Regions from separate parts of the Homo sapiens genome. Here region 2 is linked to region 1. The links are chromatin loops, found by intact Hi-C in ENCODE. Cell type or tissue: A673. All regions are shown on one strand. Each heading gives the region's core, and the rest is flanking DNA. Links, peaks and the distances in the headings are about the cores only. Region 1 overlaps GREB1 (growth regulating estrogen receptor binding 1). Region 2 overlaps LPIN1 (lipin 1).

Region 1 (4,393 bases), core at 265-4,264:
CAGGAGTCCGGGAGACGAGGGCTTTACAGCGAGGGGTGCAGTGTAAACAGAGAGGCAGCGGAGGGAGCAGAGCACGCCTGAGAACCGAGAGGACAGTCTCTATTCTGAGATTGCTCGTGTGAGACGTAGACTTGCTGGGCTTTCTTTTCCGAGGTTCCTGGCTCAAAGCAGAAGCAGGTGACGCCCTGCCTGCACCTCCAAGCCCTGCACCCTGTCCTAGCTCTGTTTCCTGAGCACCGTGGTCTTCGGGCCTACCACAGACACGCCATGGCCACGTAAAAAAACACACACAACATGACTGAAAGAATGTTGGTCTTCATTTGAGGTAGACAGTGGGGCCCAGTGGAACTGCCTCGGTCATTGGTCCTGCGTCATGCTAAGGTCGAAACTCAGAGTTGCACTCTACTTCCTGAATACCCCGTCCAGTTTTTGTGTTTTAGGAAAAAGACATGCTCTTTCTTATTTCTTAATTAACAGTAGGGTGCTTCTCTCACTTTCCTACAATCCTCTCTACTCTATCTACAAGCATGATACCAAATGCAATAATAACGTATTTAAGAGGGGCCTGCGTGCACGGTGTGTGTGTGCCGTGCCCACGCGTGTATGTATGTGTGTGTTGCCATGTGCCAGCCATTCTGGTGCCTACATATCACCAGCCAAGCCCTGCTGAATCCCCCCAGGGTTTCCCATTGCAACATCCCCAGCTTCATCAAAGAGATTTCTTCAGCTGAGCCAAAAGTCTACCCCCACGTAGCGTACGTTAGCCCACTGCACAAAACAGATCAAATCTAATTTTGTTTGATGCTTCTACAGTGGTGACCACGGCTATCTTTGCCCAACCAAAGTAGATTTCATAGTCAAAAAATACTAGTGGCGTGGGTGATAACAGGAGACAACCCACCAGAGCGGAGCTCCTGCAGCCAGGGAGTGATTTGTTTTTTCCTAATCTTCGGCACTCAGCACCGGGTCTGGGACCACGGCAGAAGCTCAATGAAGCTGAGCAAACGAAGGAAAGAATGAGTGAACAGGCAAATAGACTTCATGGCAGGGAATCATTTCACCTGGACCCACTGTGGAAAGTTGTGACAAGCTCCATCATTCTTGGCATCTGATCAGGGGCTGAGCTAGTGACTGGCTCTGCCTTGTTCTTTCCTTGCCCTGGAAAGCATTTTAGGTTTGTCTCAGGAGGATACCCTTGGAGTCAGACCGGGATGAGGTCTCGCTTTTGCCTGTTTCTCATGCCTTCCTTTAGGTTCTCCCATCCCCACGACTCGGTGCACTGCTGTACTTGCCTTTAAATATCACTGGCTTGGCCTTGCATATTTTCAGCAAGTTGTCAGGAACAGACACTGGTTCTCCAGAGGCCACCACTGGAAAGGTGACTGAAGCTGGTCCCACCAAGCCAACCTGCGGCACGCAGGACATGCCTGCGCTCTCTAGGAACACCCAAGAATATTAGTGAAAACATCAGACAAGGCATCCACCTCTCACATACCTGACATCAGGCCAGCCAGCAAATCTGCTACCCTCTGACCAACGTCCCTGATTACAGGAGCACCAAACTCTTAGAGTCACAGATTCCTAAGGTCAACGGCACCTTTAAGTTCATTCCGCCCATCCTTCCCCCAGTAGTTCAGTCTCCTCTTCGATATCCCTGCCAAGTCATAAATAGCCCCTTTTAAAATTTCTCAAGGATCAGAGAACTCACTATCATACACGGATCCTAGACCTTGCAAAGCAATTTTAACATGTGAGAAAGAGGTCTTTTGTCACACCAAACTCTGCCTCCTTAGAACTCCCTCATCAGTACACACGCACATTCACACTCGTGCGCACGCACACACGCACACATACACACAACTGGCAGCAGCACTACCACCAGTACCCAAGTCTGGAATTCTGGGCAAGGCTGCCATCACTTACCATACTTAGCTCTGTTCCCACCACCTTGGGGGCAGCCACCATCTGGAGCTGATGGAGATTCTGGAGACCACCCTTTGTGGCGTTTTTTGGGGGGCCCGGAGTTTGACAAGATACCTAGACAATATTCAGAGTGTGGATTAGGCTATCACCAGGACAGGGCTCCAATAAAATTTACCCTTGGTTTGGAGAACAATGATCTGTTTTGTTTTGTTTTTTTTTTTCTAATCACAGATTCACGTGGGTTTTAAGGACCTAGTGAAATATCTATGCATAAGGAAATGTCAATTTTTGTAAATGTTTCATTCCGACCTGGACCGGTTCACCCCTCCTTAGGCAACCTGGTGGTCCTCCACTCCCGGGAGGTCACCATATTGATGCCAAACTTAGTGCGGACACCCGATCGGCATAGCGCACTACAGCCCAGAACTCCTGGACTCAAGCGATCCTCCAGCCTCAGCCTCCCAAGTAGCTGGGACTACAGGCACGCGCCACCGCGCCCGGCTGTAAATGTTTCATTCCAAAGTTGTGTGTGTGTCTAAACGATCTCTCTCTGAGCCCGAGCTCCTTCATCTTTAAAATAGGACACTAAATCCTACTCTGAAAGGTGGTTTGATCAGGACTAAAGAGAATGTATGTAGAGTGCTTTGTGCAACGAATTGTGGGGAGCTTGGACCCAATAAGGTAGCCAGAATTACCCACATCATCATCATCTTCACTACCATCATTATTGTTATCGACATATTCCAATACACTTCTGAAGGGCTGGAAGAGAGAAATATGTTTGTGCAGACAGGCGGCAGCAGTATTTGATCCACCACCACAGCTCCACCGCTTGGGGGCAGTACTGATCCACCTGTGCTCCCCTCCCTGCCCCAGCCTGGAAAGCTAATTTCAGACTCAAAAAAATCAAGTACAGAGCAGCGCATCCACTCCAATGAGTCATCCCCGCCCACTCTAGACAACAGCATGCTCATGACTCAAACTATCTTCGTGAATGGTTCAAAATATCAAGAATTGGTTTCCATAGTTTCTTGACTAACCAGACACAAAATTTCCCCTACATGCAGAGATTCATGTCTCAACTTCAACTGTACATTAAACTCAACCGGGAAACTTTTAAAACTCTGTCTGGATGCAATCTCATCCCAAGTAAACCAGAAGCCCAGCATGGGAGCAGGACCCAGGCATCCCAATATCTCAACGCTTCTTCTTGATTCTAACGCACAGCCCGGGTGGAGAAATACCAATCAGAGCAACGGTTCTCCAGGTGTGACCCGAGGCACTGCACAGAACCCCCATGGGCCTATTAAACCTGTGTGTCCCTGGGCCCTGCCTTGACCTCCAGAATCACATCTCTGGAAACGACAGTAAAAAAACACCATCCTTTGTAAGCCAGCCTGGTGATTTTTTTTTTCGAGACAGAGTCTCGCTCTTGTTGCCCAGGCTGGAGTGCAGTGGCGCGGCCTCAGCTCACTGCAACCTCTGCCTCCTGAGTTCAAGCGATTCTCCTGCCTCAGTCTCCCGAGTAGCTGGGATTACAAGCGCGCACCACCACACCCGGCCAATTTTTGTATTTTTAGTAGAGACAGGGTTTCACCGTGTTGGTCAGGCTGGTCTCAAACTCCTGACCTCAGGTGATCCGCCTGCTCAGCCTCCCAAAGTGCCGAGATTATAGGTGTGAGCCAATGCACCCGACCAGCCTGGTAATTTTTAAGCACGCTGCAGGGTGAGAATCATTGCTTTAGAGTCTCTCAAGAGTAAACAAAAAAAAAATTATCACTTCATTTGACTGACTGAAAGTAAACAAAAAGTTAAAAGCATAAAGTACTTTGTTTACAAAGAGCTTTCAAAGCCGTGGGCTCCTTTGGCCCTCCCAACAACCACTGACGCAGCTGCTGCTTTCCTCCTTCCTGTTTGCAGGGATGAGGCCTTAGACTCTGCAAACATCTGTCCCCAATTGCGATGGGAGACCCCCCACAGAGGCTAAGCAGCCAGCTCCTCTAAAAGCTCTACTGAACGACCAAAGGGGACAGGGCTTGGAATTGGATCTCAGTAAGGATTGAAGAGACGCAGATGTTTTCTCACTTTGGGAAGATAACCCTATAAATAGTTCTAAATAGACCCTAAGCCCGTGAGCTCTTCCCAAATGATGTCACCAGGAACTGCTCCCATGGTACCAATGTGGATCAACTATTTCTCAAAATGTCTCTTGGGGAGGTACTATTTGGCATTTTTTGGAGATGACTCATTATGTAGCCTGTTTGGTGCGGGACATTGTGCATCCTGCCCGCTCTGTCCCAGCACCAAATGCCAGTAAGACCCTGGGCCTGGGACAACAAATCCATCCTTTACCAGAACATTTCCTACCCCCGCCCCCAGGGGGCAGCACTTCTCCATTGCGAACCAGTGAGTGACAGGACTCTAGGCTTCAGTAAACTCCATGTGGTATTAGACGCAGTTTCTTAAAAAT
Region 2 (4,393 bases), core at 152-4,151, 190 kb before region 1:
ACCTTACAATATTTTTTAAAGCTTGTGATATAATAACATAATTCAAGATGCTTATAATACATTAGCATACCAAATAAAATTTCTTGAAAGAAAAGATTGTGTTCATTTCATGTTTTTAGAAACATATTTGCTGAACCAGTTATGTACCTACATGTAAACCCACTGCATATCCAAGATAGGGAAACTGGGGCTCAGCGTGCATGTACCACAGCCAAGGAGAAAGAATGCAAATATTCAGAGGGCCTACAGGTGCCAGATACTTCACATACCTACATTAGCCCTTCTAACCTCACAACAATTCTGTCATTTTCTCACAGTTTTACAGATGAAGACACTGAGGTTCAGGGAAGTCTACTCATTTGCCCAAGGTCACCTTTTTAGCAAGCGGTGCAGTGAGGACTCAAACCCAGAATAACCTGCTGCCTCCCAGGCCCTCATTCTCTCCGCTACCCTCAGCTGCTTCTCTATTTATTTTGGAGATCTCCATAGGGTCAAATTCAGGGTCCCACCAACAATGAGGGCCCAGAAATACTTACTACTTGATGAATCAAAACCTTAAGGTTTTCTGACTTTGTTTATCTATTAGGCTGAAATCTTTCATTTCTGTTCTATTAGCCTTTCCCTCTCCCAGGGCTCTCCCAGATGTCTCTCTGTGTGAGGGACACAAGAACATGTGGATTCCAGCTCTTACAACTCAGCTTCTTTTTCAATGGGCCAAGAGTCCACAACTCTCTCCCTGTGGCTTTGCTCCACTCATCAATGACCTAGCAGACTCAAGAGCTGGAAGCTATTTTTGTTTACAGTTTCAAGACAGCAAGATTGTGTGTAAGTTGTATTTCTTTAATTTAATTTGCATTTAGCTGTGATAGAAAATGTAGATCCTGGCTGGGCACGGCAGCTCACGCTTATAATCCCAGCACTTTGGGAGGCAGAGGCAGGCGGGTCACTTGAGGTCAGCAGTTCAAGACCAGCCTGGCCAACACGGTGAAACCCCGTCTCTACTAAAAATACAAAAATTAGTGGGGCGTGGTGGCATGCGCCTGTAATCCCAGCTACTCGGGAGGCTGAAGCAGGAGAATCGCTTGAACCTGGGAGGCAGAGGTTGCAGTGAGCCAAGATAGAGCCATTGCCCTCCAGCCCGGGTGACAGAGTGAGACTCTGTCTCAAGAAAAAAAAAAAAAAGTAAATCCTAAGAGGAATCCCATAGGTTTAAAATCTACAAAAGCAATGAGACCTCTCTATAATGTTGGTAACGTGGAAGAAAGTAATTCCAACATTCAAGGCTAACCCTTAATATATTTTGGTTTACCTCTGGCTCCTGGTAGCTGTGTTTCTTGGCTATGCTATGATACTAATTCCATGTAATTTAAGCTGAGTTAGAAATCTTCGGTCCGTGGCAGAATTGAAGAGACTCTCACCTTAGCAGCCTGCGGCAGCTCTCCCCACAGCCAAAGCATTTCTGGGTTCTTCTGCCCTGTCCTTTCCGTGGACTTGCTGACCAATTCTGAATCACTTTTAGGTGTTGAAGGTCGGGAACCGGAAGGACTTAAGGAAAACACAAAGCGAAAATTAAGGTGGGAAAAGAAACTTTTGTAAATGTTTTGGGCCCAGCTCCATGGCTCAAATAGCCCAGAAAATGCACCCCCAGCTGTCGTTCGCTCTGAGCGGAGCCTCATGACAAATCCCTCCTCCGGCCACCAGGGGGCAGGGAAGCGCCTCCCATGGAAGGCGCTCCACGTGGGTCGCCCGCCCCACCCTGCCGCCTGGTGCACCGCGGGGGAGAGGAGAAAAAGAAGTGGCCCAGAATACAAAAGAAAGAGATGGAAAGAGAAAGGGAAAAATAGTCTGTTCTTACCTCAAAAAGACCACCCTTCCCCACCCCACTCTGCACTCGCATCTCCTGCAATCTGTTTCCAAATCAAGTTCCTCTGCTGTCAGAGGGCTGCAAAAGGGTCTTGGTTGGCTCGGGCAGGCACTCATTAGAGTCCATATTTTAAATATTTATCATCTGCACTGGCCTGGGAAACAGGGAAATTATATGATGTGCCAATTTTACCAAAGATGCTGGATGCCACAAATAAACTCGATAACGTTGGGCAGGAGCCTACAAGTTGAAATTTTCTAAGATCTTATGTCTTCCAGGAATACTTCACAAGGGACTCACCAACTGGTTAAGGCTCGCTCAGTAACCACCTCCATGTTTCCTGAATTTTTACTCTGAAGACCCAAACAAGGTCTTACTTCTGCCCAGCCAAAGTAACCATCCAAAAGTCATTAACTTATCCACAAGATCCTCACCATATTCTAAACAACTTAGAGAAATATTATTTACAGCAGCAATTCTTGTAATTATTTATTGCCGCATAATAACATGGTTAATTATTGCTTATTTTCCCACATCATTTCCTCTAGAGGAAGGCGGCAGGGTTTTTCAGACAAAGCAGGAAATAAAGCTTTCAGTTTCCCTTGCCGTCTTCTTTCCCAGACCTTATCTATTCTTCGGAAACTGATGCTTCTGGTCTCATTTACCTAGAGTTCAACTCCAATTGAATATAACTTTCCTGTCAATACAAGGTGAGTTCATGATGATACATAACTTGTATCCAACAAACAGGGACCTTGTGGGCTAAACTGATCCTGAATCTCTTTGATCAAGCTGCATAGAGCAGCCAGACCAAGTGCCATCTCTCTCATCTCACACCAAGGGGCAGAGGGTGGTCCCTGCTCCCTTGGTGCCCATGACTCCCAGCCCTTCTAATGACGTGCTGCCACGGGGCAGCCTGCACGCTCTCTTTCGCCTGCCTGGGGAGAGGAGGCTCCTGACATCACATTAGGAGAGCTTCTGCAATGGGACACCCTGCTCCCAACAGACACACATTTCTGCCCTTTAGGGAGCAGTCCTATAAGAAGGCACGTGGGCCCCCCCACGTCCATGTGGGAAAGGCTCCTGGCCTTTCAACCTCCTTGCTCTTCCAGTTCCACAACTGGACTTCTCCAAAGAGACAACGCTTTGGTGGCACTGAAGCGTCTACAGTCACGTGTTCGGTATCACTGCAATGGGAAAAGCGCAGGCTGTGGCCTCCAGCGAGGGGCCTCAGTACCTACAAGTGTGACCGCAATCCACTCTTTCTCCAGCATCATCATGGAATAAGTCCATCAAAACCAACTTCTCACCCTCAACGGTGCTGTTCCCAAACCTCAAAGTATCTAAAAAGCTCTTGCCATTCTGTTTCACCAGACAAAATAGAACATATTTGGCTATAAGTTCTTTGCAGCAATAAATTATCTCACTGTCACTAAATGAAATAAAGTCCTTTAGACAAAGCTTGCTCCGAACAGGGGTCGGCAAACATTTTCTGTAAAGAGCCCAGTGGCAGATATCTCGGGCTTTACGGGTTTTACGACGTCTGTCGCAACCACTCGCTGCTGTGGTGGTGTGAAAGCAGCCACAGCCAGTATGTAAACCAACTGCCTATGCCCGGGAAAGTCTGACAGAGGCAGATGGTGGACCAGATTTGACCCATGGGCCGTGCTTTACCAACCTCTGCTCTAGAAGAACGAAATGCGGAACACGGTTCTCCTGCAGCAATTCCCAACTCCAGAGTTCCTAACATTCTGGTCCCTTCATAAAAGCCACGAGCCACAAAACCCATAGAGGCACTCAGGCGTGCAACTCACGCATAAGGAGCCCAGCCCTACGAGAAAGTCTGCTGCAAGTCCCTCCCCAACAGCAAACAGGCCACCACCATAAATGCTGCCCGTTCAGGCCACAGCAACCCTTCTCCAAAGGTCTCGTGCACAAACACAGATGCGCTTTCTGCCGACCGTCACTGAGGGAATTCAGACAGACCAAAAAGGACGCAGGAATGGGGCCCACTGCCAAGTGGGATTTACCAGAAAGATGACTCCAAAGTGCTCCGTCATGAAATATTATTATTTTAAGATCAAGGGTTGTTCAAAAAAGTAAGCTTACAAGGTCAATGACTGATGTTCATAAACAAGGTATTTATTAGCCTTATCAAAGTTTTCAGTATTTTTGCCAGTCCCAATAAGGCTAGTTAGTTTTAACTATTAACAACTTTGTTTTCCTCATTTTAAACGGACTTTTCTTCTGCAAATGTAGCCTCTGAATGAAGTACATCCTGAGGTCTGGATCTTTAATCAAAAAGACAAAAGGTTTTCCACGTACAAATTAATCGTAGCTTCATTTGCTAAGGCTTACAAAGTAAACCATGTAAGTCCACAAAGTAGGTAGGTCAAAACTGAGGGAATGAAGGCAGAAATCTGAGATGACTACATCGAGTGAACACACCAACCTTTGATCCTCAGCCTGAGACCCAGCCCAGGCCATTCTCCAAGATTCTGTTCTAGAAATGCTGTGGAAAGTGTCTGA

What was found. Hi-C counts contacts between places; a loop is a spot of excess contacts. Peaks named below come from ENCODE experiments on the same cell type or tissue, not always from the same donor. Only the 100,000 strongest peaks of a DNase experiment are listed, where the experiment ranks them.
Region 2: a loop joins it to region 1, with 10 times the contacts of the local background. A loop is called at or near these places in 12 of 110 quality-filtered maps.

The regions. Positions count from the first base shown.
Region 1 is chr2:11,582,805-11,587,197 of GRCh38, reverse strand. It overlaps GREB1 (growth regulating estrogen receptor binding 1), which reads right to left. Exons shown (of 33, transcript NM_014668.4): 8 at 1,924-2,037; 9 at 1,293-1,436. It also overlaps the pseudogene RN7SL674P. Among named protein-coding and RNA genes, the nearest start is that of MIR4429, 44 kb to the right of the region's middle. RefSeq lists a silencer at 2,693-2,782 and an enhancer at 4,161-4,393. In A673, for the core only: CTCF peaks have their summits at 2,755 (motif pointing right) and 4,105; DNase peaks (open chromatin) are centred at 2,827 and 3,897.
Region 2 is chr2:11,776,671-11,781,063 of GRCh38, reverse strand. LPIN1 (lipin 1) reads right to left here. Exons shown (of 21, transcript NM_001349206.2): 7 at 1,419-1,545. Among named protein-coding and RNA genes, the nearest start is that of MIR548S, 11 kb to the right of the region's middle. RefSeq lists an enhancer at 937-2,136. In A673, for the core only: a CTCF peak has its summit at 1,680 (motif pointing right); a DNase peak (open chromatin) is centred at 1,733.